Regions from separate parts of the Homo sapiens genome. Here region 1 is linked to region 2. Evidence: chromatin loops called from intact Hi-C (ENCODE). Cell type or tissue: mammary epithelial cell. All regions are shown on one strand. Links, peaks and the distances in the headings refer to the core of each region. The heading gives the core; the rest is flanking DNA. Region 1 has its middle 35 kb from the start of PAX7. Region 2 overlaps UBR4 (ubiquitin protein ligase E3 component n-recognin 4).

What was found. Peaks named below come from ENCODE experiments on the same cell type or tissue, not always from the same donor. Only the 100,000 strongest peaks of a DNase experiment are listed, where the experiment ranks them.
Region 1: a loop joins it to region 2, with 10 times the contacts of the local background. A loop is called at or near these places in 2 of 110 quality-filtered maps.

The regions. Positions count from the first base shown.
Region 1 is chr1:18,588,452-18,604,123 of GRCh38, forward strand. No RefSeq gene overlaps it. Among named protein-coding and RNA genes, the nearest start is that of PAX7, 35 kb to the right of the region's middle. RefSeq lists an enhancer at 10,772-11,301. In mammary epithelial cell, for the core only: CTCF peaks have their summits at 9,139 (motif pointing right) and 11,463; no DNase peak of the experiment used is centred there; H3K27me3 peaks cover 560 bases.
Region 2 is chr1:19,067,644-19,083,315 of GRCh38, forward strand. UBR4 (ubiquitin protein ligase E3 component n-recognin 4) reads right to left here. Exons shown (of 106, transcript NM_020765.3): 103 at 13,706-13,930; 104 at 10,333-10,423; 105 at 9,097-9,259; 106 at 6,867-7,253. The coding sequence ends at 7,189. Among named protein-coding and RNA genes, the nearest start is that of IFFO2, 120 kb to the left of the region's middle. RefSeq lists silencers at 792-1,086, 9,761-9,929 and enhancers at 2,298-3,223, 13,452-14,651. In mammary epithelial cell, for the core only: no CTCF peak of the experiment used is centred there; DNase peaks (open chromatin) are centred at 5,878 and 7,418; H3K27ac peaks cover 3,103 bases.

The DNA.
Region 1 (15,672 bases), core at 5,130-13,129, 480 kb before region 2:
TTTTATTTTGGGTCGTTTGACTTTCTCATCAATTTCCCTAGGTTCTTCAGGAGGGAGATTAACCCTTTACCTCTGATATGAGTTACAAACATTTTGTCCCAGATTGTCATTTTTTTTTTGACTTTGCTCATGATGGGATTTTTTTTTTTAACAAGCAGATTTTTTTTTATTTTTTTATCTATTTATTTTTTATTTTTTTATTTTTGAGACGAAGTCTAGCTCTGTCGCCCAGGCTGGAGTGCAGTGGCGCGCCTCAGCTCACTGCAACCTCCGCTTCCTGGGTTCAAGCAATTCTCCTGCTTCAGCCTCCCTAGTAGCTGGGACTACAGGCCTGCACCACCATGCCCAGCCACTTTTGTATTTTTAGTAGAGACAGGGTTTCGCCATGTTGGCCAGGCTGGTCTCGAACTCCTGACCTCAGGTGATCTGCCTGCCTCAGGCTCCCAAAGTGCTGGGATTACAGGTGTGAGCCACTGCGCCCAGCCAATTTTTATAGAAGTAAATTGATCAGCCAACCATGGTGGTGCGTACCTGTAGTCCCAGCTACTTGGAAGGCTGAGGTGGGAGGATCGCTTGAGGCCAGGAGTTCAAGACCAGCCTGGGCAACCTAGGACTGCCCCATCTCTACAATAAATGAATAAATGAATAAATAAAAATTAGCCAGGCATGGTGGCACATGCCTGTAGTCCCAGCTACAAGGGAGGCTGAGGCGGGAGGATCGCTTGAGGCCAGGAGTTCAAGACCAATCTTGGCAGCATAATGAAGCCGTGTCTTTAAAGAAAAATAAAAAATAAGTAAATTATCCATTTTTAATAGCTTCTAGATTTCTGAGTCATAATTAGAAAGTCCCTCATTTAAAAGTCATAAAGAAACTCTCTGATGTTTCCTTCTAAAATGTTTAAGCTTCATTTTCACACTTAAATTTTTGATTCCTTCAACATTTATTTTAAATATAAAGTAGAAATCCAGATTTTTTTTCCAGGTGTCTTTCCAGTTGTCCAACACCGTTTATTAAATAATTCAGCTTTTCTTTGCTGGTTTGGTATGGTAACCTTACTAACTGTCCATTTAATGTAGGCCTATTTCTGAGTTTTCTTTTATTTTATTGTCTGCTTGACTATTCACGGGTCAAAACCACATTGTTTTAATGATTGAGGCTTCATAATATGGGTTGGTCCTTCCCCCGAGCACCCTCTTTTTCCAGAATTTTCCTGTCTATGCCTACTGGTTAATTTTTCATACGAACTTTAGGATAAGCATGCCTCATTCAACAAAAACTGTGGATATTTTTTATCAGAATCAAAGTATATTTATCAATTAGCTGAGAGAGAATTAAAATGTCACGGTGTTGAGCCCCGCCGCTCCCCCCCTCCGCCACAATACGATGTATCTTTCCACTTGTTCACATTCTTCTGCCTTTTAGTAATTTTGTTAATTAAAATGCTTATTGAAATAGAACATGTATACAGGAAAGTCACAAATCATAAAGGAACAGCACTGTGAATTTTCACAAAGCAAGCACCCCCGTGAAATAGCTACTCAGATTGAGAACCGGAACGTGACCAGCTCCCCAGAGCCCTCCTCCTTCTCCTCCTGGTGATCATACCTCTCCTCCCAAAAGGAAACACCTTTCCCATTTCTATTAGGTTGGCGCAAAAGTAATCGCGGTTTTTGCCATTAAAAGTAATTTGCCATTAAAAGTAATGTCATTACTTTTAATGGCAAAAACCGCGATTACTTTTGCATCAAACTAATATCCTGTATTGTCTGTTTTTATTTATTTGTTTGTTTTTATATAACTTTAAGTTTTAGGGTACATGTGCACAACCTGCAGGTTTGTTACATATGTATACATGTGCCATGTTGGTGTGCTGCACCCATTAACTCGTCATTTACATTAGGTATATCTCCTAATGCTATCCCTCCCCCCTCCCCCCTCCCCCCACCCCACGACAGGCCCGGGTGTGTGATGTTCCCCTTCCTGTGTCCAAGTGTTCTCATTGTTCAATTCCCACCTATGAGTGAGAACATGCAGTGCTTGGTTTTTTGTCCTTGCGATAGTTTGCTGAGAATGATGGTTTCCAGCTTCATCCATGTCCCTACAAAGGACATGAACTCATCCTTTCTTATGGCTGCATAGTATTCCATGGTGTATATATCCCACATTTTCTTAATCCAGTCTATCGTTGATGGACATTTGGGTTGGTTTCAAGTCTTTGCTATGGTGAATAGTGCTGCAATAAACATACGTGTGCATGTGTCTTTATAGCAGCATGATTTATAATCCTCTGGGTATATACCCAGTAATGGGATGGCTGGGTCAAATGGTATTTCTAGTTCTAGATCCTTGAGGAATCTCCACACTGTCTTCCACAATGGTTGAACTAGTTTACAGTCCCACCAACAGTGAAAAAGTGTTCCTATTTCTCCACATCCTCTCCAGCATCTGTTGTTTCCTGACTTTTTAATGATCGCCATTCTAACTAGTGTGAGATGGCATCTCATTGTGGTTTTGATTTGCATTTCTCTGATGGCCAGTGATGATGAGCATTTTTTCACGTTGTAATGTAAATCAAAACATATGTAAAGACAAATAATGAAAAAAAATGGGAAAAAAAGTTTAAAAAAATATGTGCTCTTTTTTTACAATTTTTTTTTTTGAAACAGTGTCTTGCTCTGTCACCCAGGCTGGAGGGCAGCAGCACCATCACAGCTCACTGCAGCCTCAACCTCCCAGGCTCAGCCTACCAAGTAGCTGGGACTGCCTCATCCTCCCACCTCAGCCTACCAAGTAGCTGCAGCTACAGGTGTGCACCACCACACCCAGCTAATTCGTTTTTTCTTCTTCTTCTTCTTCTTCTTCTTCTTCTCCTTCTCCTTCTCCTTCTCCTTCTCCTTCTTCTTCTTTTTTGAGACAGAGTCTCGCTTTGTTGCCCAGGCTGGAGTGCAGTGGTGAGATCTCGGCTCACCGCAACCTCTGCCTCCAGGGTTCAGGTGATTCTCCTGTCTCAGCCTCCCGAGTAGCTGGGATTACAGGCGCATGCCCAGCTAATTTTTTTGTATTTTTAGTAAAGACGGGATTTCACCGTGTTAGCCAGGATGGTCTAGATCTCCTGACCTCGTGATCCGCCCACCTCGGCCTCCCAAAGTGCTGGGATTACAGGCATGAGCCACCGCGCCCAGCCATACCCAGCTAATTTTTGTATTTTTTGCAGAGACGAGGTTTCACCATGTTGCCCAGGCTGGTCTCAAATTTCTGGGCTCAAGCAATCCACCTGCCTCACCCAGCCTCCCAAAGTGCTGGGATTACAGGCATGAGCCACTGTACTGGACCCACATGTGCTCTTTGGTGTCTGACTTCTTTCACTCAACACTGTGTAAGATCCATCCTTGCTGTGATGCACAGCAGTACTTTGTCCATCTTAATCACTGTAGAGTTTTTCATTGTCTGACTATATTACAATGTGTTCAAGCATTCTACTGCTGATGGATATTTGGGCTATTAGGAATACTGTTATGGAATTAATAATATTACTAATAATTAGTAATAGGAATTAGGTTGGGCATGGCGGCTCACGTCTATAATCCCAACACTATGGGAGGCCGAAGTGGGAGGATCACTTGAGGCAAGGAGTTTGAGACTAGCTTGGGCAACATAGTGAGACCCCATCTCTACAAAGAAGTTTAAAAATTAGCAGGGTGTGGTGGTGCACACCTATAGTCCCAGCTACTTAAAACGCTGAGGTAGGAGGATAGCTTGAACCTAGAAGTTGGAGGCTGCAGTGAGCTATGATTGCACCATTATACCACAGGCCTGGGCAACAGAGATACACCCTGTCTCTTAAAAAAATTAATAATAATAAACAGTAGCATTAGGAATAGAACACTCTTGCCTATGTCTTTTGGTACAAATATGTGCTCATTTCTGCTGAGCCCTCCTAGGAGTACCATGGCTGGGCCATACAGTGTGTGTATGTGAACTCTGGCAGACACTGACACATCATTTTCTAAAGCACTGGTACTCATTTCCACTCCACCAGTTGTCTGCTCAAATTCATTCTTCCTTTCTCATCAGGAACATCGTAAGACTACATTTCCCAGGTTCCCTTGCAGTTAGATAAGGTCACATGATGCTGAGTTCTCACCAACAGATTATGAATGGAAGTCTATGTGTCCCTTTTATACTCCACAGTGGGTGCACCTCCTTCACACTCCCTTCCCCCTTCCCTCCCTCTAGAGCCCACAGTGACCCAGTATCAACCATGCAAACAATGGCAATGCCCTAGGAGAAGACAGAGAAACATGTTGGAAAGGATATGACTTTCTGAAGACCCTTTGGAACAGAGCTGCCCCACCAACTAAGCAGCTCACCTCACACTGTGAGGAGTTAGACCTCTTTGTCCTCCAAGCCAATGTATGTTGGAGTCTTTTTGTTCCAAGAGTTAGATCTTTCATCCTCAATAATACAGGAATTGGTATCAGAAATGGGGTGTCAATCTGTGACATTGTCTTAACAGCCAGGCAATGGATAAGAGTTATTTATCACCTTATGAAGATTTTCTTTATCCTTTATTTGTCATGCAACGAGGAAAGTTAATTGAAGTGCGTTTCTCCTTGTGTCTCATGTGATTTCTCCTTCAGAAATGCACCTACTATATTTTTTAGAGCATAGATGTTTATAACTCTTATCTTCATTGTGGATACACATTTGTATATTCTAAGATGACTTTCTTTGTCTTATTAAATACCTTTTAATCTAAACTCCACATTGTGTGATATTAAGATTTTTTATCTGCATTTGCCTAGTATACCTTTGCCCAGCTTTTAGGTTCAACCTTTCTGAATTACTTTGGTTTATGATTGCCTCATTTATAGAACACTGAGTTAGATTTGGTTTTGTGACCAAATCTAATTTCTTTTCTTTCACTGGGCAAATTAAGCTCATTTGCATTTATAACACCTGTGTTCTGTCATATTATTTTATGTAATTTTTTCCTGTTTATGGGTGTTTTAAATGTCTTTTGTTATGTGGTTTGTTCTTTTATATGTGGTTCTTTTGATACAGAAGGAGTTTTATACTTTTGTTCATTATTATAACTTTACACAATATTCTTAGTTCTCAATTTCTCAGAAAGTAAGAACACTATAGTTTATTCTTTTTCTTGCCCATCTCCCTGGCTTTCCCCCAACACAGCTAATGAGGCACTGATGGGTTCCTTTCTCAGTGATCTCCTCTGTTCTGCTGCATGTCTTCATACTACTTGTCTTGATTTGCCAGCTTTGAAACATGTTCTTTGTGCTTCCATTGTGTAATGGTTAGCACTCTTGACTCTGAAAGATGTTCTTTGATTCCCACCTACTACAGAAGAGGCACTTTGCAAACACACCCTGTTTCCTGGCTTCTTTCACGTGTCCCCTCCCATTTCTTCTCAGATGCATCATTTCTAACCTCATCACGGATGCCTGCATTCACATTTTTATCTATTCCTCTACTTCCTACATTTGCGTTAGTCTCAGTTCCACACTTCACCACAGTCAATGCACTACCAGCCCTCTGCCAGTCATGGGGCTGAAGTTCATCCTCTAGATGTTTCCTCCAGAGAGACTCCACAGGGACAATATCCACTGAGTTCTGCCATGTTCAGAATTGCTGGTGGGTGGCGCGTATATCTGAAGGACAGCTTGGCTCAATAGAAAATCCTGCCTCACAGCTTCTTTCCTCAATTAGCTCTCATTGGCGTTGCTCTACGGTCTTCCAATATCTTACTATTGCCTTATTATTACAAACAAGGGAAGGAGCTAGGTTTTCCTGGCCTATTGTAGGCAATGCCTTCTGCTGTTTGGTGTTTAAGAGATAGAGATGCTGTCTCTTCTGGATGAGCTTCTCACTGACACAAGTGCGATTTTGCTCATCTTTCTGGACTCTCCGGTGGTGGAGCAATCTTGCCCTTTATACCCTCCCACATTGCTTCTGCCACCCTTCACCCCATGTGGCTTGTGTGCCAAGGGTGGCTGCATTTGACAGCCATTATGCCTTATGTTCCAGTCTGCTCTTTCTGCATTCGAGTTTGGCTGAAGATGGAGTTTGTGGGGTCTTTAGTCACAATATCCAGGCGGAGAAGATGAAAACTGCTTTTTCATGCTGACACGTTCACATCAGCGTTCTGTGGAGCGACCCTACAGCTGCCCTAGCCTGCATGCGGCACTTCAGGTGCCACAAACAGAGGCCACAGCTCCTGCCTTTGACAAGCAGCCATCAGTCTCCTCACAGAATGGAGAACCAGGAAACCTCTGGAATCAGAGGCTGTCTCTCTTGCCATTGTCCCACATAACCATATGAGTTCACTGTACAGTCAGCCTTCTGTATCCACATGTCCTCATCCACAGATTCAACCCATCAGGGATCTCAAAAGTGTGAAAAATAATTAAAAATAATACAACATTGGGAGGCCAAGGCGGGCGTATCATGAGGTTAGGAGATCGAGACCATCCTGGCTAACGTGGTGAAACCCCATCTCTACTAAAAATACAAAAAAATTAGCCAGGCATGGTGGCGGGTGCCTGTAGTCCCAGCTACTCGGGAGGCTGAGGCAGGAGAATGGTGTGAACCTGGGAGGTGGAGCTTGCAGTGAGCCAAGATCGCACCACAGCACTCCAGCCTGGGTGATAGAGCGAGACTCCGTCTCAAAAAAAAAAAAAAAACAACAACAATAAATAATGCAAATAATAAATAGAACAACTAAAGAAAATACACATTTTAAAATACAGTATAACAACAACTTATACAGCATTTACACTGTATCAGGTATAAGTAACCTAGAGATGATTTAAAGTACATGAGAGGATAGGCCAGGCACAGAGGCTCATGCCTGTAATTTCAGCGCTTTGGAAGGCCGAGGTGTGCAGATTACTTGAGGTCAGGAGTTCAAGACCATCCTGACCAACATGGTGAAATCTGTTGACCTGACAGAAGGAGAATGAGAATTAGTCTCAGAGTTTAATATTGAATATGCTGCAGGCCCATACGCTCTCTTTTTTGTAGCAGAGTACATGAACATTATTATAATAAATGCCCTAACTACTACAAATCTTTCTAGGAGCACTATACACTATGCATTTTCCAGAACTCTATACCACACATTTTATTATCTAAACCCTCCTCTTAACCTCCCTGTCTCTACTTTTAAAAATATATATAGAAATTAGCCAGCCATGGTGGCTCATGCCTGTGATCCCAGCTATTCAGGAGGCTGAGGCATCAGAACTGCTTGAACCCGGGAGGCAGAGGTTGCGGTGAACCGAGATCACGCCACTGCACTCCAGCCTGGGTGATGGAGTGAGACCCTGTCCCAAAAAAAATTAAAAATAAAAATAAAGTATATGAGAGGATATGTGAAGTTTATACACAAATACTACAGCATTTTATAGAAGGGACTTGAGCATCCGCAGATTTTAGTATCACCGCAGATACCAAGAAACAACCATATATTGTGAGTCCTGTGAAGAAAGCAAAGTAGGCAAAGGGGAAGAAAAGTGATGGAGGCTGCTAATTTAGTTAAGGCAGACTTTTCTGAGTAAGGGCTATTTAAGCAGAGTGATAAATGACACGAGGGCCCACCTGTGCAGCTACCCAGGGGAAGGTCATTCCAAGCAGAGGGAGCAGCAGTGAGAGTTTAAGGCATGACAAGGAGGCTGGAGAGGAGCTGATGAGGGGCAGGTGCAGTCTGAAAGATAAACAGAGCTGGGCACAGTGGCTCAAGCCTGTAATCCCAGCACTTTGGGAGGCCGAGGTGGGAGGATTGCTTGAGTCCCAGAGTTCCAGACCAGCCTGCACAACATGGTGAAACCCTGCCTCTACTGAAGATACAAAAAATTAGCCGGGCATGATGGCACGTGCCTGTAATCCCAACTACTCAGGAGGCTGAGACAGGAGAATCACTTGAACCTGGAGGCGGAGGTTGCAATGAGCTGAGATCGCGCCATTGCACTCCAGCCTGGGTGATAGGGCGAGACTCTGTCTCAAAAAAAAAAAGAAAAAAAAAAAAAGAAAAGAAAGAAAGAAAAAGAAAAAAAGAACAAAAAAATAAATGCCAATTAGCTGGGCATGGAGGGGCACACCTGTAGTCCCAGCTACTCAGGAGGCTGAGGTAGGAGGATTGCTTGAGCCCGTCAGGTCAAGGCTGCAGTGAGCCATGATTGCACCACTGCACTCCAGCCTCGGTGATAGAGTGAGACCCTGTCTCAAAAACAAAACAAGGCCAGGTGCAGTGGCTCATGCCTATAATCCCAGCACTTTGGGAGGCCGAGATGGGTGGATCACCTGAGGTCAGGAGCTTGAGACCAGCACCAGTCTAGCCAACATGGCAAAACCCTGTCTCTACTAAAACTACAAAAATTATCTGGGCCTGGTGACATATGCCTGTAATCCCAGCTTCTTGAGAAGCTGAGGCAAGAGAATCGCTTGAACCCGGGAGGCAGAGATTGCAGTGAGCTGAGTGCACCACTGCGCTCCAGCCTGAGCAACAGAGCAAGACTCCATCTCAAAAAATAAAAAATAAATAAGTGAATAAATAAATATTGAAAACAAAAACTAAAAAGATAAACAAGGGCAGGGAAGGTTACCCACAGGCCCCGATCCTGTCTTGCTGTCTTTGGTTTTACTCTGAGTGGGAATAACTGCAGGGTTTGAGCAGCGGCATGACATCATCTGACTTGCTTTTAAAGGGATCACTCTAGAAGCCAGGTAGAGAATAAACTACAGGAAGACACGAGGTAGAAACAGGGTGAGGCTCACACGAAGGAGCTTCTTGACTTCAACACTGACAGGCACCCTGCAGATGAGGGTCTGGAAACCCAGGCCTCCTGCCCTCGCCTGCTCTGATGGAATATCTGCCAAGCCAAGTCCAATGGCAGGAGGAGCTAGGGGGCCCAAGGACAAGCTGCCCTTCATAAGAGCAGGGACCCTGCCTCCTCAGCCCCTCTTCTCCACTGCAATATTTGCTCTCTCATGACCAGACACGGAAGCCCTGACCACCGGTAGCTTTGCAGGTGTGGAGGGGTACCTGGGGACAGCTCCCAAGGGCAGGTGCTCCGGGTCAGCTCCTGATTCCAAGGAGAAGGGTGCGGAGTGGCCACTAGGTGACAGCATTGCTCCGCTGAGAAGGCGGCCACGCGCTCCACGGAGTTGGGTGTGTTGAAATCCCAGAAAGAAGGGGCTTCATGGGAAGTCTCAAAACCTCCCTCAGCCCCCTCGCTTTCATGGATGAGGATGGCAGTGAGGAATATGGTGGTGAATTCAGGAATTTCCAAGACAATAAATACTTTTCACATCAATCGCTTCATGTGACCCTTACAGCAAATACTGTGAGCTGGTCCATGGAGGCCTGTTAGTCCACTTTGCAGTGAGAACAGAGGCCCAGAGAGAGCACCGTGGCTGCCGAGCCCGGCCTTCTTCCGAGCTGTTCACCCCTTCCAGAATTGGGCCCAGTGGCAGGGCAGACAGTGGAGGTGGGGGGAGTGAGAAGTCCCTTTACCTGTGTCTGGTGTACAGATCGAGAGCAGCGCTCATAGTTTGGAAGTGGGGGGAGTGAGAAGTCCCTTTACCTGTGTCTGGTGTACAGGTCGAGAGCAGCGCTCATAGTTTGGAGGTGGGGGGAGTGAGAAGTCCCTTTACCTGTGTCTGGTGTACAGGTCGAGAGCAGCGCTCATAGTTTGGAGGTGGGGGGAGTGAGAAGTCCCTTTACCTGTGTCTGGTGTACATACAGATCGAGAGCAGCGCTCATAGTTTGGAAGTGGGGGGAGTGAGAAGTCCCTTTACCTGTGTCTGGTGTACAGGTCGAGAGCAGCGCTCATAGTTTGGGACCCTTTAAGGACCCTCCAGGAGCCGCTCACATCAGTTGATGGAGGGGTATCTAAATTCAACACACATAAAGTCAAAAGTGGCAGCAAAGGAGGAATTATATTTGTCACCGCCTCTCTGTATAAACACGCCACTAATGGTGTCATTATTCATTATCATGCAAAAAAGTGGGGGTGGCTTCCTTTGTGCCTCCCCCAACAGACCTAGTCAACCCCCATATTATAAAGCATCCTATTCCTCTCCTTCAGCACAGAACTAAAGGAAATCTGTTTAACATTCTTTGGTTTTATGTTGTTGTTTTGAGACAGAGTCTTACTGTGTCGCCCAGGCTGAGCACAAACATAGCTCACTGTAGCCTTGACCTCCTGGGCTAAATCGATCCTCCCACTTCAGCCTCCCTAGTAGCTGGGACTACAGGCATTTGCCACCATGCCTGGTTAATTTTAATTTTCTTAGAGATGAGGGTCGCAATAGGTTGCCCAGGCTGGTCTCAAACTCCTGGCCTCAAGAGATCCTCCTGCCTAGGCCTCCCAAAATGCTGGGATTACAGACATGAGCCACCGTGCCCCGCCAGCATTCTCTTAAGTAACTATGGGATTAATGTCGGTCCCTTCCACCAAACTGCTAGCTTCAAAAGAACAGGAACTGGTCTCTGTGCTCGGCACTACAACCTCAGCTCCCAGGACTGTGTGATGCATAGAAAGTGTACAGTAACATGAGTTAATGAATGCGCAAATGTCCTGGCCTAATGTCATGGCCTCCAAGAGGTCTCTCCTGCCGCAAGGTTTTGCAGAGTCCACAGCAAACGGCAATCTGTTGCTGCATCGGGGCCAACTGCCTTCCATGAACCCGGAACTGAAGTCGGTTCCAAGTGAAAAGCTTCCCCGGGTTTGGGCCCGTTCCCCCAGCTGATGGGCAGATAGAGCAGAATGGGAGATGACCCAGCGAGGCTGGCCCCAGCCCCACTCCCGCTCCCCAGCCCATTCACTGGCTGGGAGTCCTGCCCAGGCTGCAGGATGGAGAAGCCGGGAGAGCCTTGCTCGTAAATTACATTTTAGACAGTCTGCTGGGAAGATTAGAATCACACTGGTTTGGAGCCAGGGCTTTCCAGAGTGTCCCTGCAGGAAAAGAGGATCCGGGATAAACAGTGAAAGGGAAAGAGAGAAGGGGAGGGGAAGGGGGAGAAGGAGGTGGCCAGGGAGAGGGAAGAGGGAGGGAGAGAAGGAGAGGGAAGGGAGAGTAAAAAAAAAAAAAAAAAAAAAACAGAGAGACAAAAGACAGGGAGAGAGGGGTGGGGGCGGCGTGTACAACCAGGGCAGTGAAGACCAGAAGCCACAGAGAAGGGCCAGGGGAGACAGAGCTGGACAGAAGGAGCCAAGATTCCTACACAGGCAGGTGGGCTGGCACCACTCCCTCTGCCTCTTGCAGTTTTCCCAATCCTGGGTGCTGAGGGGAGCATGTCCCCAGCGTCTTTCTCTGGCAGAGAAGACTGATGGCCTCACTGGTCCTCAATAACAAGGGAGAAGGATTCTTCCCAACCACAGCCCAGACTGGGGAAGACGTTTCCCCAAGGTCACACAGCAAACCTGGTGGTGGATCCGAGGACTTCAGGTGCTAGGCCGCCACTAAATGCTGTTCTTGGGGTCCCCTTGTTGGAGCAGGACAGGCTTCGAGGACAGACATGTGGAGGACGCACATTCTCGCACTTCCTCGGTTTCCACTGCAGCAGCATCTACCTGTTTCTCACCGCAAGACTCCTCCCCACCACACTGCAACACCTCTGATGGAATGAACTTTGGCCTCAAAATTAAAAAAAAAAAAAATGAGCTCTAGCCTCCAGAAAGAAACAATTTTTTAACTAAACTTTAAGCCCTGAGATCACAGAGGGGCACACCTCTCGGACTGGGATTCAGCAAACCTAGCTTCAGATCCCAGCTCAGCTATAAACTCACTGTGTGGTCTTGGGGTACCCACGTGATGTCTCTGGGCCATATTTTCCTAGAGAAGCAGAAGAGTGGAGTAGTGGTCCCCAAAGGGATCTTTCAATTTTTTAACAATCCTTACCTCCCCCTTGGAAGAAATCCCAAGTAGGGTGCGCTGAGTGAGCACTGGATTGGAAGTCTGGGGCGCCCTAGGTCCCAGGAGACGCAGCTCGCAGCTCTCCCCTCACCTTGGCAGGCCCTTTCAGAGCCAGCAGCACTGGTTAAAATGCAAGCATGGCTGGGCGTGGTGGCTCACGCCTGTAATCCCAGCACCTTGGGAGGCTGAGGCGGGCAGATCACCTGAGGTCAGGAGTTCAAGAACAGCCTAGCCAACATGGTGAAACCCAAACTCTACTAAAAATACAAAACTAGCCGGGCGTGGTGGCGCATGCCTGTAATCCCAGCTACTTGGGAGGCTGAGGCATGAGAATTGCTTGAACCCGGGAGGCAGAGGTTGCAGTGAGCCGAGATCACGCCACTGCACTCCAACCTGGGCAACAAGAACAAAACCCAGTCTCACAAAAAAAAAAAAAAAAAAGCAAGCATGTCTCTTACCTGCTACTGTGTTTGAGCTTTCCTGCAACCCTGTGGGCTAGGCCTTTAAACTATGCCCATTATACCGATGAGAAAAATGAGACTTGGGCAGAAGTGATTTGCTGATGGTGACTCAGCTCAGAAGCAGCAGACGAGGCAGGAGTCAGATGGATGGAAGCCTGTCTGAGCCCACAGCCCCAGCACATGCCTGCTCTACCCAATGGCTGAACTGAGATGGGAAGAAATTTGGGGTGGATAAACGGAAGACAACAGCCGCCTCCCACAAGGAACCTCTGGATCATCTCCCCAAACCTCTTGCCCCAAATCTCTATTGTATAAAAAGATTCTTTTGTACTGACAAGAAAAACTGAGACCCAGAGAAGGTTTTGTAGCTCTGGGCATCCTTTCTGCTCCACTCATAGGACGAGAGTTACCAGAAAAAAATACAGGACAATAATTGAGACATATACTAAAAATATATTCCTAGTTTATCTGAAATTCACATTTAACTGAGCAGTTTTATTTGCTAAATCTGGTGCCTTCAGTGAGACACACCCCACTCCCCAGTTTCCATCACCCTTTAGGACTGGGATAGATGGGGATGATCCAAATCTAGAGCCTGTGTCTCTTTCTTCCCAACCAGCGCTATCCTCACCTGGAATCCTGGGCCTTGCAGTGAACAAATATTGGAACAGAAACTTGGGATACAATTATTTTGTTCAACAAAGCGTTGAAGTCCAGCCATCTCTAATGCACATCCCAACTCTCTGGGGTTGTCCAAGGAGGCCTCTGTGTTGGGGCAGCCAGCGGCTCTTGGAATCCATTGAGCCCTGACCATGTGACCTCAAGCCAGTTCCATCACCCCTCTGGGCCTCAGTTTCCACATCTGTGAAATGAGAGCCCATTCCTCCTTTCCCTGCAGCCCTGGTCCAGGAGACCACAGCTGTGGAAGCATCTCCACGCCCTGTGCCCAGCGCTCTCGGGACCCAGGCTTTGGGCTCTGTGAAGGCTTCATGTCCCTCCTCCTCCAAGGTCAGGGTGGAGGGTAAGGGGTGGGAGGGCACCCTGGTCCTGCCACTGGGAGATGCTACTTCTGCCTTGTGACCAAGTATCACACATGCCCCAGATCTATGTGTCTCCTGCCCCCAGGTCCCAGTGTAGTGCCCAGCTAGTCAAAATCCATGCTGATGCAAATGAAACACAGCCTCACACGAGGTGCCCCGTGTGGATGATCCACTGCAATCCCCACCACCATCTCAAACCCCCTGAGACTCCCATCACCTGGCAATGCTACAGTTACTATGAGTGTGGTCTGCCTCCCCCAGGTCACTGGGCCCCCGTGGGCAGTGATCCTGTCTGTTCCGTTTACTGCCATGTGCCCAGGGCCAAGAACAGTGCCTGGCATGTGGTAGGTGCTCAGGATCTTGTTGTGAAATACACAAGTGGACAACACGGTAAGGTGACTGCTTTACTATCCCCTTTCACAAACGAAGAAACTGAGAGGTAGAGATGAAGCCAGTTGCCCAAGGCCACACAGTGAGTGTATTTGAACCCAGGCAGCCTGACTCCCGAGCCTACCCTGTTAACTACCACCCTACACAGGAGCATATGAAAAATAAATGCATGAGTTAATGAATGAATGCAAAAGTGAATGAATGAATGCATGAGTGAATGAATGAATGCATGCATAGTGAATGAATGCATGAGTGAATGAATGAATGAATGCATAGTGAATGAATGCATGCATGAGTGAATGAATGAATGAATGCATGAGTGAATGAATGAGTGAATGAATGAATGAATGCATAGTGAATGAATGCATGCATGAGTGAATGAATGAATGAATGCATGAGTGAATGAATGAGTGAATGAATGAATGAATGAATGCATAGTGAATGAATGAATGCATGAGTGAATGAATGAATGCAAGCATGAGTGAATGAATGAATGTGTGAGTGAATGAATGCATGCATGCATGCATGAGCCACCCTTCATCTTTCACCCATCTCCTTCAGGGGCCTGTATTTCTCCCACAGTGTGGGGCAAAGCAGTCCCTACAAATGGTGGTAAGCAGTCAACCTGAGGTCTTAACCATCAGGTGCTCATGGAGACCCACTCAGAGACGGACAGCACTGGCCCCGAGTCACACTGCATGTTGGTAGGGGGCAGAGCATCCTGTCCCAAGGCCCCTGGCCCTCGAGCCTAGCCCTGCCCCACTCTGAGAACCTCGTGTGTTTGGTGGCACAGGCATGGCTGGGGGTAAACTCCAGGCTTGCTGTGACTACCTGGGTAACCTTAGGTGAGTCCTGCACCTCTCTGAGTCTCTCCTGTTGTAAAATGGGAACACTGCTACCCAACTCGCAGGGCTGTTCTGAAAATGATGAGGTGACATCGTGGACAACAAGCTGACTTGGAGAACAGGCTCCGCTCAGCAGATATCACCAGTCCCCTCCCAGGCTCTACCCCACCAGCACTAACTGGGGCCCGCCAAACCCCAGAGCCAACCTGACAATTCTATGACGGCTGAATCACTGGGAAATAATTGAGGTTAATTCCTCAGTCTCCTGCACATACCACCCACCTCTCCTCCCAGCAGGCCAGGGAGGATTTATGAGTTAATGGTGGCATTGTCATGTAAAGGGCTTTGAGATCCTCGGAGAGAGAGCCCTGGGAACGTATAGAGTATGAAATGGGAGGCATAATGGTATTAGCACCCAATTACTCCAGGATGATCACTCGCCCGCAGCTAAAACTAAGAGCTCTCTCCCCTAGTGACCCTTCCGCACGCCCCTGAAAGGACTAGGCAGGCAGATGCATTTGGCTCAGGCCTGAGTCCTTCCAGCTTGCTGTGTGGCCTTAGGAAGCTCACAGGCCCTCTCTGGGTATCTTGCCACATTAGCTCTCCTGAGGGTCCCTGCAAATCAACAATCATACACCCAGGCGGCCCCTCCGCCCCCGAGTGGTGGCCCTACCAGGGATGGTGGGAACCTCACATGGGTGTCAACTCAGAGAAGAAGCCAGGGATCTCAGCTCCCAGCCCAAGCTCCTTCCCCACCCCTCACTGAGGCCCCGACACGTGGACAAACAGCTCTTCGAATCTGTCATATGAAGAGCTCGCACGCTGCAGCTCAGAGAAACTTCCAGAGGAATGCACTTAATCCTGGCCACAGCTCTCTAAAGAAGCTACGATTATGATTCCCAATCTTTGGGTGAGAAAACTGAGGCCACAGGGCAGGTTATTGCCCACAGACCCAAAGCTGTGAAGCAAGTGACCAGGGTTCAAATCCAGAAAGCCTG
Region 2 (15,672 bases), core at 2,578-10,577:
GTGCAGCCTTGGGTAGGTGAGTTTGCCTCTCTGAGCCTAAGGTTCCTCATCTGTAAAACAGGAAGAACAACAGTAAAAGGACTGGAGATCACGTGAGGCATGGTGATCCTGCTGGAGTGGGTGCTCAGTAAATACAACTCTGGTACAGTTCCCAGATCTCTGAAGCCGGGAACAGCCTAACAAGGGGTCCAGCCAGGACTCCTTGTCGGGACCAAGCTGGCTTGTGGACAGAAGGGGTGGATGGGGTGTCAAGGTCATTGGCCAAAGGCAGCAGAGGGATCTAAGGAACAGAGTCCAAAGAACAATGAGCCTGAGACCCTGTGCCCTTCACTCCTGCCCATGCCCAGAACACCCCCACCTCCCATCCTGCGTGAGAGTTCGGGGCTCTGGATGACTTCCCCCTGTAAACTTGGCACCTGGGGCTAATTCTGGTCCTGTCCCAGCCCCCTGACTCAGAAACTCAGCAAAGCACAGATCCTGCTGCCCCATACCCACTGTGGGTCCCACCACCGTCAGAGGTGGTGACCTTAGATACCTCCCACCACAGCTTCCTCACCCCAGCGCCCCAGAAGCTCATCTCCCTTTTCCTGAGAGGCCTGCCCAACCTCTGGCAATGTCCCGAGAGGCTGCCAGAGGCTGGCACCCCACACCCCTCAGGAGGAAGCCCGCAACCTGCTGCAGATGCTGAAGGTCACTGGGGCTTGTGGCAGTGGCCGGAGATCGGCACCGACTCAGAGCCAGGAGTAGCCAGAGGAGGTGAGCTGGCGGGATACTTGTCTTCATACTCCATCGTCACTTTGACCCCTAAAACAGAGCACCAGCTCCCCCCACACTTCAAGCCAGGCACCTCCCACCCCACTCTTTCCTCCAGGAAGTCATCACACTGCTGGGTGCCCACCTGGAGTGCTGCCAGGCCCCACGTGCCCGGGACCCTGTTGGCCTGTGTGCGATGTGGGAAAGTGATGGACTGCAAGTTGGGGGCCTCAGGCAACTCCGCTCCTGCTCTCCATGCCCACTGTCCCCAACCCTAGAGTGAAGGGGTCAGAGTTCACCTTCAAGCTCTGAAGTCAGGGCAAAGGGGCACAGAGTGAAACGCAGTGGGTGCCGACCCCGGCACCCTTGGCCAGGGGCAGCTCCCAGGGCGGATGGCAGCCGGTAGCCCTCCCATCCCAGGCTGGGGCCCTGATGCTCTGGAGGGCAGGGTCCCTCTGACCCGGCCAGGCGGCAGCAGAAACGGTTCTGCCTCTGCACATGCCTTGCTCAGCTTCTCCAGGCCTGTTAAGGAGGCCAAAGGGGGCAGGTTGGCAACTCATGGGTACCAGGCCAAGCTCCAAGACTGAGCAACAGATAAGGATGGGGAGGAAGGGAGTAGCCCCCCCAGGGCAGGAAACACAGAGCAGAGAGACAGAAATAAAGCATGGAAAGCAAACAGATGTCACCAAAGCAACTGAACTCGTGAGTGCCTGGAAGGCGTGTACATGTGTGTGTGCATGTCAGGTTGGGTATCTGTCCTGACACCCGTAAGATAAGGAGAGGGGTGCTGTGGAGCCTAAGAGATCCTCCCCCAGACATTCTGTGATTCCTGGTTTTTGTTGTTGTTGCTGCTGTTGTTTTGAGATGGAATCTTGCTCTATCACCCAGGTTGGAGTGCAGTAGCGCGATCACGGCTCACTGCAACCTCTGCCTCCCAGGGTTCAAGCGATTCTCCTGCCTCAGCCTCCCAAGTAGCTGGGATTACAGGCACCCACCACCATGCCCGGATAATTTTTGTATTTTTAGTAGAGATGGGGTTTTGTCAAGTTGGCCAGGCTGGTCTCAAACTTCTGGCCTCAAGTGAGCCACCCGCCTCGGCCTCCCAAAGTGCTGGGATTACAAGCGTGAGCCATCACATCCAGTCATCTGTGATTCCTTGACACACTGATACAGTAACACTGACGGTCACAGCTAAGGCCAGCTGTGCCGGGGCTGTGCCAGGTTCTAGGACCTTCTGTATTTGTTCCTTGAATCTTCACCCACACAGAGAGGTTAGGAAACTTGCTCAAGTCCCACAGCAGAGCTGGGCCCCCTCTGGAGCCCTCGGTCTTGCCTCTATGCCATGCGGCCCTTGCCCTCTGATGGGAAGTGGCACCCCAAATTCAGAGCCCATGCAATGCAACTGTTTAGTCCTAGGACATGTACCTCTCAGCCGCATCCTCAGGTACAGGGCCCTGAGGCTGCCTCCGCTGGCCATGGGGACAGGAGAGAGCAAACTGGGTCACACTCCCTAAGTCAGCCTTCACCCTCTTCCTCCTTCTGGTCCCCGCACCCCAGCATGAACAGCAACCAGTCTCCCCAGGCCAGCAACACTCTCTGAAAAGGGGGTTTCAGAGCCAAACACATCTGGGTTCTCATCGTGGCTCCACACTTCGCTGTGTGAGCCTGCGTAGGTCATTAGCCTCTCTGCACCTGTTTACCTGTGTGGAGAAGGGAATACCACCTGCCACTTGGGATGGCCGCAAGGATGGAAGGACGTGCTGCAGGTGAAACACCAGCTTCCCGCGGGCCCTGAGTAAAGGCTGGCTCTCGGCTCCCTTCCTGTTCAGAGGCTACTCTGCTCCCCCTATTGCATCTGAGCCACCAGCCAGGATGGGGTCAGAAAGAAGGCCAAGGGCACCAAGAGAAGGCGGAGGATTCGTCCAGGCCTCGCCCCAGGTAAGCGTCAGCAGCCAGCTCCAGGGAGCTCAGCCTGGGGATTTACCTTGTCCCTCTCTGCCATCCTCTTGGTGCTGCTGGGAACTGCTCCAGCTTGAAAAGGACTTGTTGTGGTCTCGGAGACCAGAGCTAGCTCCAGGCAAAGGAATGGCCCTGCCCTGAGGTGATCTATGACAGGAGGAGGAAGGGGCAGGGCCCGGAGCAGGAGCCGGGCAGGAGCCCTGACTTGGGCACTCCAGCCTGCGTCTGAGCCAGCTCTGCCTCCAGCATGTTCCAGGGTCTCAGCACAGCCTTGCTGCAGGAACAGCAAAGGGCAGGGGTTGGTGGGGAAGGGCCCTCATGGGCCCACCTGCTCCAGCCTCTTACTGGAATCAGGTTTGGATTTATTGCCCTTCATCCCAGAGTTAGGCATAGGGTTGTGGAGATGGCTGACTGTTCCCTGGGAGATGCTGACATAGACCCATCATTTAGCCAACAAATACTCCCCGAGCGTCCTCTATGCACTGAGCACTGTTCTAGGCACTGTAGATGCAGCAGCAAATAAAGGAAAGCTACTAGCAGGACGCAGCAGAGGGAGATGAACAGGCGAGCTGACCACAGCTGCATGAGGCCGAAGGAAAGGACCGAAACAGGGCAGGCAGGGGCAGAGAGAGCCCCGGAGGGCACTGCTCTCCCAGATCAGGGCTCAGGGGCATCTCTGAGACCTGAGTGGAGGGAGGAGATGAGCCACGCAAACATCTGGGCTAATGGGACAAAGTGAGAGCCTGGGCGGTGGATATGTGCCCTGTGCGAGGGAACAGCAGGGAGCAAGTGTGTGGAGCGGGGATGAGAGGGAGTGGGGAGGAGGGAGGCTGGAGAGGGTCTGGGAGCCTGGGAGGTAGTTTAGCTGCCCTTCAAAATGTGAAAGTGAAAAGAGTTTCAGAGGCAACCGCCTGCAGCGTGTTTTTAAGTGACTGCTCTGGGTGCTTGGAGAATGGACTACGGAGTGGGAGGAAGTGGGAGATCCAGGAGCTGGGTCTGGGTGCGAAGGTGGTGGGAAGTGGCCAGCTCTGGGCTATATTCCGCAGCCTAGAGAGCAGAGTGAGTCTCTTTTCTGGCTCCTCCCAGTCCCCTACAGGGACCCCATGCTGACAGCGGAGCACAGACTAGGTGCCCAGCTGAGGTTTGCTAAGTGACCAAAGAGGATGCCTGTTGCAACCAGGTATGAGAATCTGGCCATGGGCACTTTGGAGCTGGGAGCTGACCAACCCGGCCACCCCACGTAAGCAGCATGCCAACTACAGCCTGTCCCCCACATTGATCTGTCTACACTTCACACTGCCACCTCACACCTTATGTCCCTGGAACCCCTCAGTTCTGATTCTCTCCTTTCCATGAGGACAGAGCCTGTTTGATGCACGCTGTGCCCCCGGCCTCTGGTAAGTCCCTGGCACCGAGGAGACACTTGCTACATCCTGGAAGGAACAAATGAAGTCGCATGACCCAGAGTAATCTTTGGAGTCCCGCAGACCCCTCAGCTCCTGACTCCTTAGCAGGCGAGTTACCTCCTCTGGGTTACCGCCTCCCCATTGGTAAGGCGGAAATTCCACCACCTAACATACAGGGTTGACGCAGGAGTAAAATGCAGAGAACCGAGCGCAGCCCCCGGTGTCCCAACAAACACCCCTGGGGAGGGGAGGTGCAGGCAGGGGGCCTCTCTTTTCACCTCTAAGGGCAACAAACTTGGACAGCTGGGAACCAGGGCGGCTGCTGACTGAGGAACACCAGAGGCTTCAGCCGTTCTACAAGGAAGGTGTTGACACTGCCTCCCCAACTTTATTGCTGAACTCGAACTTTATGGGTTTCAAATTGCAGCTATCATTAGGCATAGCCAGTCCAGAATCAACTTAATTCCCCAACTGGGGCTGCCTGTTGAGAAAGACAGGGACCCAAGAACCAATGGGCCCAGATAATGGTGCAGGACAGGAGAGGGCTAAGTGGCTTTTTCCTCGGTGCCCTTCGATGCTCCTTTCGTGAGACCTGGGCCTGGGGAGGTGTAGCTCTCTCCCCAGACCAGCCTCCACTCCTGCTGGAGCCCAGACCAGCCTCCACTCCTGGAGCCCAGACCAGCCTCCACTCCTGCTGGAGCCCAGACCAGCCTCCACTCCTGCTGGAGACCAGTCCAGCCTCCACTCCTGCTGGAGACCAGTCCAGCCTCCACTCCTGCTGGAGCAGGCCAAAAGCACCCCCTGGAACCTGTCCCAGACCTCATGGCTGCCGTGTCAGCAGCTTGTCTGGGGCTATGGCAGAGCCACTGGAAGCACCCCTGTGCAGACACTAGGAAAAGCTCTACTAGTGAAAACAAGATGTGTTTGGGCTGGGGCCCACATCCTCTGAGGCCTTTGCAAGAAATAAAAAAATGCAGGGCAGACAAAAATAAGCAAACACTTTGTAATGAGCTTTGGTGACTCCACCTTTGCAGGCCAGAGCAGCAGGCCTCGGGTGGGCTTCTGAAGGCACCAGGTCCACTCTCGCTGCCCTGAGGTGTGATGACGGACGTGCTGAGCCTCCCTGAGCCACATGAAGCAGCGAGGCCGGCCTCTGCACAGGCGGCCCCATGCCACCAGCTCACCTGGCTGCTCCTCACGCTCCCTCCTTGCTTTGCTGTCTGGATGAGGCTGCTCCACTTTATTTCTCACAAGGAGGTGATGTAATAGCGAACAGACTCCTGAACACCTGAATCAGTCTCTCGGAGACCAGCAGAAAGTGGGCAACCACAGACACACAGCAGGAGCAAGCCTGAGGCATTCCCAGTATAAGGCAGAAGGGTGCCAAGACCAAGGGTCTCCATCGTCCTCACTGAACTCAGCTGGACTTCACCTGGGGCATGGGTGCCTTCCTTCAGACTAAAACAAGTTCACTAACAGTAAGAAAAGCTACTAGTTACTACACAGCAGGCAGATTAGCTCGTGGAAACCTCAGCACCCTCCCGCCACATAGATATTCCCATTTGACAGGTGAGGAGACTGTGGACACAGCAGGCAGTGGAGCTGGGATCTGAACAACAGAGTGAGTGCCTGGCCGCGCTTCAACCAGGCTGCTCCCCACCCTGGAGCCACGCCAGTCCCTCAGAAGCCCGGTGTCCCCAACACAAACACCAAAGTATGCTCGTGCAAGCCAGCACATGCATGCTCTGGCCTGCCAGGGCTTCCAGCTGGGCCCTTGCCACAAACGCCTTTGTCTCTCCAGCTTAGTCCAGGCACGACACTCATGGCTGCTTGTGGCTGTTCGGTCCGAGGCTCTGGGGAGGGATGTGAAATCCTGGCTGTGGAAGTCTACAGGAGCCCAGAGGCCACCCTCAGTCCCAGATGATCTGGCTTGAGGAGTGAGCCACAGAAACTGGACATCCAGACAGGAGAGGCCGACGTCAGTTGGCCGAGTGGCCCGCAAAGAACGAAAGGAGATGGGCATGAGCGAGCCCTCCCTCCCACGAGGTGAGCCTTCTCCCGAAGTCTGGGGAGAGGCCCTCGGGAGTCCTGCTGCCCACGTGTGTAGGGGAGCAGGTCTGAGGCCTCCAGGAGCGGCAGCCACAGTGGTCAGGACACAGCTTCGGAGGCACAAACCTGACAACTCCACAGCCCCTGGCTGGGAGCCCTTGGGCAAGCGGCTCTGGCTCATGGGCAAAGAGATTAGAAATAAGATACACTGGGTGCTTGGCAATGTCAATAGCAGCCACTCTCTTTATCCTGATCCTAAGTCTGCCCCAGGCCCTCTCTTAACATGACAACCCTGGAGAGAAGTCACCAAGGGATTCCCGATTCACAGCAGCATGAGAATGTCAAATGCTCCCCAGGCCTCTGTGGTCCAACAAGACTGTGCCCTACTCCGCGAGCCTTCCTTCAGCCGAGGGCTAGGAAAGCTCTGGGCTCCACGTGTCTTTGGGTTCCAGCTCTTAAGGCCAAAAAATTAAGAGCAAGGCATGGGCTTTGTTTTGGGAAAAATCAGAGCCATCCAATGTGGTGCCCCAACTTGCTGGCCAAGAATAGACAGGTTGCACTTAGCGCTGACAACAGGCCTGGAGACAGCGGGTCTGACATGAGTCTTCCCGGGCTGACGCCGGAAATGGCTGTGCATTCAAGGGAAACCATTTGGCCTGCGCCACTGAGGACGAGTTGAAGCAGCAGGCAACACCTTCCTTTTCAATGTGTGTTAAGTCACTTGTTTATTTCTCAAGATGTGCACACTCAAGTATGAAGCTGGCCGGGACAACTCATGGCTCCTAGGTATGTACAGGCCCTTTGATGGCTTGGGTTACAGACAACCTCATAGCTGGTGCACCACACACACGAGATAAAACAGGAAGCCTAAAAACCCCAAGCCACACCAAGAAAAATGAGAGAGGGGAGGGCGGGGTAACAATGCAGCATCCCGCGGAGGGAACTTAATGCACAAGGAGGGAGAACAGAGGGTGGAAGGCAAGCCAGCTTCGTCTTCGCCGCCGCAGCTGCTGTGTGGTGGTCAGGGGACTGAGTTCAACAGGTCCTTCAGGAAGCTCTCTGGATCGGTGATTTCTGATAAAAGACCTGCAAAGCACAACGGGCAGAGGTGTGTCAGGAGCAGGCATACAGCCCCCATTCCCCCTGAGTCACAGCTGCCGCATCTAGCAGAGAACACACTGCGGTCCGACAAGCTCTGGCCCGGCTGCTCACTGGACAGCAGCATGACCGGGGAGGTAGTCATTGAGCAAAACCCTGTTCCGCAGGAGGAGTCCTGTTCCAGAAGCAGGCACTGCTGGAAGGTGTTTTTGTTCTCACATTTGAATAGGGTGTGTCTGATGTTCTGAAATTTTCTAACAGCTTAAACAAAGTAATAAAGTGGTGCTGTCAAAACCTGACCTAGGAGTGGAAGGCACGGAGGCTCGCTGCCTGGCAAAGGCTCTGGCTCTCCCTGGCTGCAGGCCAGGGGTGCTTGCCAGCAGCTCAGGGCTGATGTGGAGCTCGAGCCCAAGGGACCCTCCTTCCTCTGCCCACCTCCTCCTCCTCTCACTAGCTCCAACTTCCACAGTCACAGTGACACAGGCTCATGCAACAGGCACAGGGCCCAGCACTGAGGACTTTACCAGCCCACCTGGTCCCAGGGCTGACTTTCTGGGAAGAACGCGAGGCATGTGCTAAGGTATGATGCTGGTGAAACATCTAGGCTGAAACAGAGCCAGTGGGAGCCGTAAAGAGGTGGTGGAGTTAACAAACACACAGAGGTGAGCAGTGTTAGCACAGGCCCGCCCAGACGCGGAGGCAGGCACCAGGTCGACGAAGACCATCCCAGCACAGAGCTTCCGCTGAGGACACTGCAAGGGGCAGCCAATGCGGAGGCACAGAGCTGTTTGGGAAAATCGGTCAGCTGGCTCTGAGCTGGGAAGAAAGAGGAATTCACACTGAGCAACACTCTAGCCCTTTAGTGGGTCTCATTCCCAGAGGATAACAAGATAGAGAAAATGTTAGCAGAGGCGTTCTCCTAACAGTGGGATCTGGGGGGAGTTTGTTTTCCTGCTTCTTTATACTTTACAAAATTCCCACAACGAATGCCATAAAAAAATGAAACAAGATCATAAAAAAGAGCTGGCAGGTTTGGTTACCTGTGCGTTGGCTCTGGGGAGCTGACCTTTGTAGGGCGGGTGCTCTGATGGGGGCTGTAATGCCGCGGCGCCCACAACCTCACAGGGCACTGTCTTTTAACCCTAGGTGGATTTCCCAGGCACGGGCCAAGTCACCTCCCCCTGCTGTCACTTGGTGCTTGGTTATGAAATACAAACCAATTCTAATGTGTTTGTTTGCAATTAGAATGACAAATTTGTTACACAAAGAATTTCAATTTTACTAGCAGTAGGATAAGGAATTGTCTGACCACGTCTCCCACACCCACAGTTCAGAGCGGCCCTGCTGGGTCGCCCATGCCTCCCTGGGGTCAACTGTGACCTAAGACGCAGGAGGAAGACAGGGGCATTCCAATTTGCATGTTAATTCTCTGAACTGCCATTAAAAAACAGACTCAAACAGGGATGCTATCACTTTCTAGCTATGTTCCCTTGGCCACTTATTTGATCTTCAGAGCCTCATTTACCCCATCTATAAAATGGGGATAACCAAAGCTCCTGCCTCATATAGGGCTGCCTCGAGGGCTGAGATCACATACAGTGAACAGCCCATGTCGGGGAAAGAGGGGGTGCTCAGTACATGTTAGAGCTGCTGTTCTCGTTATCGGTGACTTGCTATTTACGCATCTTTCCCAGGGCTTTCAGTGGCAGCTGACAGGCTGGTTCATACTGCGTTTCCTCTGGTCGTGAAGATAAAGCTACGGATGACCCACGGAGGAAGACATGGGGCTTTGCTGCGGAGGATCTTTAAAAGAGAAAACCTTGACACTAACCGGCCACATCGAGGAACTCTGAGAAGGTCTCCACTGGCATGAACTCCTCCTGGAAGGTTTTCAGGGCTTTGTCGGCAGCTTCGTAGATGGGCATGTCGTTGTGGCGGATGTACTCAGCGAGAGAGCAGGACCAGCCTCCCTCTGTGTTACTGGTAGGCACCTTCTACGAGAATCAACAGGAGACAAGAGAGGTGGGTGACTTACTGCTGCCTCATCTTCCGCCTCAAGTCAGTCAGGCCATTTCAACCCCTCAAAGGACAGCCCTCCCAACCTACACCAAAGCATACCAACAGGCACCCTAGAGCGTGCGTTTTGTCTCCAGGAACGACACAATTTCACTTCATTCCTCTTAGGCCCTCCTTATTAGGCACTGTGTCACCTGAAGCTACAGGCTCCAACAAGTGGCTGCATTCCCTCCCCGTACACTTCCCATTCGCATTCCCCAGAGCAAAGGGACTTGTCAATGTGCTTCCATGAGCTGTCTCATTCCGATGATGAAAGGAACCAACTCAAAAACTCAGATTCTCTCCGGAGAGGAGTGTCCTGTTATAAGCTGGCTGCGGTAAGTCAGACTCACTCAGGGCAACAGAGCTTATCCCAATAGCACGGCAAGAGCAGCAAAGAGAGACCCGGCGGGGAAGGTCTTCCTGCACAGCCGAGTCTGGAGCAGGCTCGGGAGCAGGTGACAGGAGTGATCTCAGCTACAAATGTGGGCCAGGCACAGTGGCCCATGCCTGTAATAGCAGCACTTTGGGAGGCCAAGGCAGGCGGATCACCTGAGGTCAGGAGTTTCAGACCAGCCTGACCAACATGGTTAAACCTCATCTCTACTAAAAAAACAAAATTAGCCGGGCGTGGTGGTGCCTGCCTGTAATCCCAGCTACTTGGGAGGCTGAGGCAGGAGAATCACTTGAACCCGGGATGCAGAGGTTGCAGTGAGCCGAGATCACGCCATTGCACTCCAGCCTGGGCAACAAGAACAAAACTCCGTCTCAAAAAAACCAAACCAAACCAAACCAAACAAAACCAAACAAAACAAATGTACCTCACAGACACAAGGCTCCAGGCTGCCAGTGTCAATCCCTCCCACAGTTGGGGTTGTTTGTTTCTAGGAAAAAAGCGCCCCCAGGCCCAGCGGAGGAGCAGCCATGTGGGTGCTGAGGCAGAGTCAGGGACAGGAGTGCAGACATTTTACACTCTTGCCAAAACCCACTGGGCCTCTGACAGCCTCCTTACCTTAAACATGTTGTAAATGAGATCGACGAGGGCCCAAAAGAGAAGGGAAGAACGGTAAGCGGAATAGTCCTTCACTGCCTTATCTGTCAGCCTGGAAAAGAAAATCCAGTTCCATCACATGAAGTCCCTAGGAGGATACTCACAAGGACAGAGCAAGGCATGCTGGGAGCAAGGGAAGAGTCACAGTGGTGTATGCATCTCGGAGTTCCAGCGACTAGCCTTCTGCTTGGAAAAAAGCAGCTGTGGGCAAGAACCTCTGGAGCCCTGGGACCCAGAAGTTTATTGGTTACAAAAATGCTCCATGAAATTCATCTGATTCTCTCAGTGCTCATCTTCCAGATCAGGGTAAAATGGAACCGGGGGAGACATCGCCAGGGCAGACGTGGCAAATGCAAGGCTAGTGACTTAAAGAAAGGCAAAGGATTCCTATGTATCCCTTGTGTTTGGGCCCCGACAAGCTCTTGGAATTTGATGGAACCTAATAAATGAGGTAGGAAACAAGGTTTTAATTCAGTCTTTACATTCCCACTAGGAGAAATTTCTTAAAAGCCAGCAGACCTAAACCAGTCAAACACGGTAACTTGTCAAACATGTGCTGTGTTAAATGGCAGCAAGCTGCTAGGAAGTTGGTATCAAGCAATGGTAATGTCTAAGATGGAGCATGCAGCCACCCTGACATCACCTAAATCCTGGGATAATCCAAGTTGCTCACCACACCCCATTGTTTCTAACCAGTATCGTTGCTACTTAATCCAATGATTCAGTTCAGGATTAAAGACCAGCCAGTTCCTTGGAATATGGGGAGCGACAGGCAGGGGGAGACTGCCTCTAACAATGTCCACTGCCTTCTCAGCAGAATTCTTGGTTTGAGGTTTGAGGAATGATTACACCAGGTAGAGCCAGTATGAAACACAGAAATATCAGGCTCCCCTCGGCACAGACAGTGAAATATCAGTGTCAGGATTCAGTTTCTACCACCCAAGCTCTACGGAGGTTTTGTTTGCCAACAGCCATCACATCTGTAATAAGTAAAGCCTAGGTGAGCCCTTGTCACAGAGTATTCTACACCTCAAAACACACTGGAACACATCCCATGACTAAAGGGACATATATTAAAATGTTTAGTATTAAAATGCATGGGTATATATAAGAATCATAAAAATAAGAAACATAGATGGTATTCATTATAGAAGCTAAAACTATATGGGCCTCAAGTGAAGGGGCTGCCTAGCATGAGACAGGCTATCCACACCTGCATTCAATAAATAACTCGCAAAAAACAAATAATATTAAATGGGGACAATTCCCTCTCTACTGAAATATGCTTCCTGTGGCCTCCCTCTGCCCCAGTACCTTCCCAAGCCCCCACTTTCTCTCCCGCATACGTGTGATGATGCTGCAGCCTAAAGTCCTGGAAGGTGGACCCGTGGATGAGGACAAGAATCCATTTCTCTGCAGCTCTTTACCCTGGCAGACAAGATAACAGATCAAGTTCTGACAGACGCCTGAGAATGTCCCAGGCTTTGTACTTGCAAGTTCCTGGCAGAGGAACTTTTTTTCTGAATGTCAAGTGTGCAGAAGAGGCCAGCTTCTGCTGAGCTACATTTCTGTGTCTCTGCTACTACCCCTTACCCCATGACTTACAGGACTTAGGACAAAGCCTGCCGCCAGTGAGGCTGCCCCAGCATCAGGATGATATCTCTACACGCCCTTCCAGCCGCGGTCTCTCCCCCATGGGTCTCCTCCCAGTATCGGGCTAACCCACAGTGCCTTTCCTAGTCTGCCTGATGAGTGCCGGGCTCACGGCCCCGGACCACGGCCGTATTTGGCCCTTTGCTGTGGCTGTTGTGCTTTGGTAAGCAGAAATCCTGAGTGACCCTGCCCAACTTAATTATTTAAGGCCAATTAGTAAAGGTGACGAAACTGCTACAGAGAAAACAGCAACTCATGAATGTAGTAGCTCACACTGGATTTCCTAATTAAGCTGTGACCAAATCAGCTTTTCCTGAACTGCCTGGGACAATAATGAATGCTAGTCTCCTAAGTGAGAGCAAAACAGCTCCTGTGGGTTCAGATTGCACACCCGCCATGGAGAGACTGTGCCCAATAAATGGCCACTCTATTTGCTGTGGATGCAGCATATGGATACTGGCCAAGCCTGACTTATCAACTTAGTATTCTCAAGATCTAACTTTTGATTTCCAGCAGCTAGTTAACTATTAATTCAGGCTCTTGGGAAATACTGGAAAGTGATATGTTAGGAATGGGGGCAGGGGTTACCTAGGAATCTAACAAGACGCCCCCTCCCACTCTCCAGTGATGATCTGGTACAGGCCAGATTCAACAGGACAGCTCCAATCTGGTCTCTCTGGGAGCGTGAAGTGCCCACAGACCAGCAACGCTTGATCAATCAGGGCTAATGGAAATAAAGACACCAGGTGTGCCAATGAGGGCACAGGCTATTTTCCACTTGGCTTGTCTTTATCACGGCCCTAAAAGTTTCTCTCTGCTCCCTGGATGGCCTACAAATGTGGACATGATCCCTCGAATCCTGGGCTAAAGCAGAATCACAAAAATCACAAACCCGATCTTCCAGAAATGAAGCAGAGGCACATTTCACTCGAGGGACAGAAGCAAAATGCCAAACCCAGAGCCTGCTCCGTAGCTCCCCAGGAAAGGTAGAGACTGTGTGGGGCCATTGGCAGCCTGAGTGGTACCCATGGGGTCTCCTCTGCGCACAGCAATCCATGGGGGTCCTCAAAGAGATGCTGTGGTGGCAGTTTCCAGCTGTTTCTCTTGAGACCATCTGTCCCAAATCACAGCCCAAGGTCATAAATCAAAGACCACTTCCTTTCTGACATGCTCTTTCTTGGGGAGGTGTCCACACGTATAGGAGAGTGGTCTAGAGGAAGAAAGGTTCATGGAATGTGGGACGCATGGGATAGGAATGTAACCAAGAAGAGAGAATGAAGACGAGTTTTTAATTATTAGAAAATACCCCATGTGGCCACACTGAAACTTTCCTGGCTTATGCCAACACCAGCAAGATGTGGAAAACCTGATTACTGTTCTTAGCCCTGATCATCTCATTGGTTTTATCACCCTGTGCCTGGCTGCCTTCCTAACATTTTCTACAGTAGGTAAGACTGGCTCTACCTTTCTAGTAGCGGAACAGAAAACCCAGAAATGACCAGGCAACCTGCCAGCCATCAGCTTAGACTCTTGACATGACAGACTGAGAAGGGAGAAGGGCTGGTGTCAACCACCGCAGTCACAAAGCATGCCTTCACCTAGCACGTGCGTACCACTAAGCAGCTTTTCAAAACTGATGATGGGAAATAGTGAGCAGCAGCTTCCGGAAGCAGGTACTGACCTGGTGGCTCCACCTGGAGCCACTGCCCGAGCCTGCGAGGTCACCAACAGCCTCCGCAAGATTTCCACACGTGTGGCTCTCCACTGCTCAGGGGGCAGGATGTGAAGGGCCAAGACTGTGAAATAGTAGGGCCCGTCCACTTCAAAGGCACTCTCCACCCACTTCTCCTTGGGCTGTTCCAGAAAGCCTTGGAGGTTCTTCTCTTCTCGGGAAGTTGCTCGGGTTCTAGAAGAAAAGCGGCATGATAAAATAAAAGCAGGGTGGAAGCAGGACCCGGCAGCAAGAGCAGGAAGAATTTGCTCAATTTGTCGTTGTCTTGTGACATTTGCTGAACGCTTGGATGACTCAACACTCCCCACCCATCCTTGCCGACTACTCCCACTTCCTCTGATAATCCACGCCCTTCGTCCCCTTCCAGGCCCTTCTTCGCGGCATCTTCCCTTCTTCCCTGGCCCCATGTCTAGCTCCTACCCCAGCTCTAATACAATTCCAAGCAACTACTGGTTCCTGAGCACCATATATCAGGGACGTTCACAATCTCCCCAACATGGAACTGTGCTAGTAACTCCAGAGGCCCAGAAAAGTGAAGTGACTTGCCCAAAGTCAGCAAGCTAGTGAGTGATGGGGCCAAAAACATGAATCAAGATTCCCTGGTGGGTCCACAGCCTGACTCCCCCTTGCTCCACATAGTCTTGTTATGTTATGTTTACATGGTTTGCACTAAATGTGCATGTGGTTCCTTTCCTAGGCTCCCTCTTCCGGTTTGTCTTCTTCTGATCTAGGATCCTCCCGCCTTCGTTAGAACAGCCTCTTCCAGATGAGCGCTGCTTCTTGTCCTCATGCGTCCTAAGTTGCAATGATGATGATGATGATGACCACACCAGACTCAGTGCCAGGCACTGCTCTAAGTGCTTTACGGGATTATTTCACTTAGTACTCACAAGAATGCTATGGGATAGTGCCACCACTATCCCAATTTTAAAGAAACAGAAAACTGCAGTACAGAGGAGGTAAGGATTCTGCCCAAGTCTCACATCGTGGAAAAAACTGTGTTCTGAAGCCAGGTAGCCTGTCCATCTTAACCCTACCTCCTTCTCCACGCTGAAGCTTTGACAAAAGGTCACGGAATCAGCACTGAGAGGTGACTTAAGTCCTTCCTGATGACACGCTTCTGGGTACACTCTCTCCTTAGATCCTGAATGGTGCTCTCATGCCATGAATGCTTGATGCCCTATCCTAACTCCATGGGGCACTGGTAGGGAGAGGTGGGGACAAACACAACACTAGAACCGGGAAAAAAAAGTTACCAGGTCTATAGGTGGCACTGGCACAGATGCTGGACTCTGGGAAAGCAGGAGGAGAGGGTGCAAGGACACCCTGCCTGCTTCTGCTGCCTGCAGATGGGCATGGATGGATACATTCAACTTGATCTTCCAGCCCTGTAGGGAATCTGAGGCTGTTGGCTGCTGCAGGATCTGCTCAGGCTCTGGTCTGGCTTACGGTGGCCATGCTGTGACATACTTGCCTCCATAAACAAATATTCCACCAAAGGCACTCAGCCCCACTGTGACCAAGCTCCCACCAATGTCAATTGGATAGCTGTCGACTGGGAAGCAGTCTGGGCCGAGAAGCAAGGCCTCTCTGTGAAGCTTCTGGGTCAGCCTCTGGCTGACCAAAGAAACTGTGAGACAGCCAATTCCCTTTCCAATGAAGGGACCTGACAATTACAAATGTCTGGCTTGTTCAGAAACATACTGACACCTAGTCACCCAGGGCTCTGTCCAGGGCCCCAGGAACACTGAGAAGGAGCGAAATTTGGACAGTGGGAAGGTCTGCGCCATCAGTGCTGCCAGGTGCTGCTCCCGCCAGTCTAAGCAGTTCAGCAGATGATGTAATGCACTCTGATGTCAACCTGCCCCTGCGTGTTTTAACAATGAAGCCTGTGGTCTCGAGGTCAGCCTTTTAAC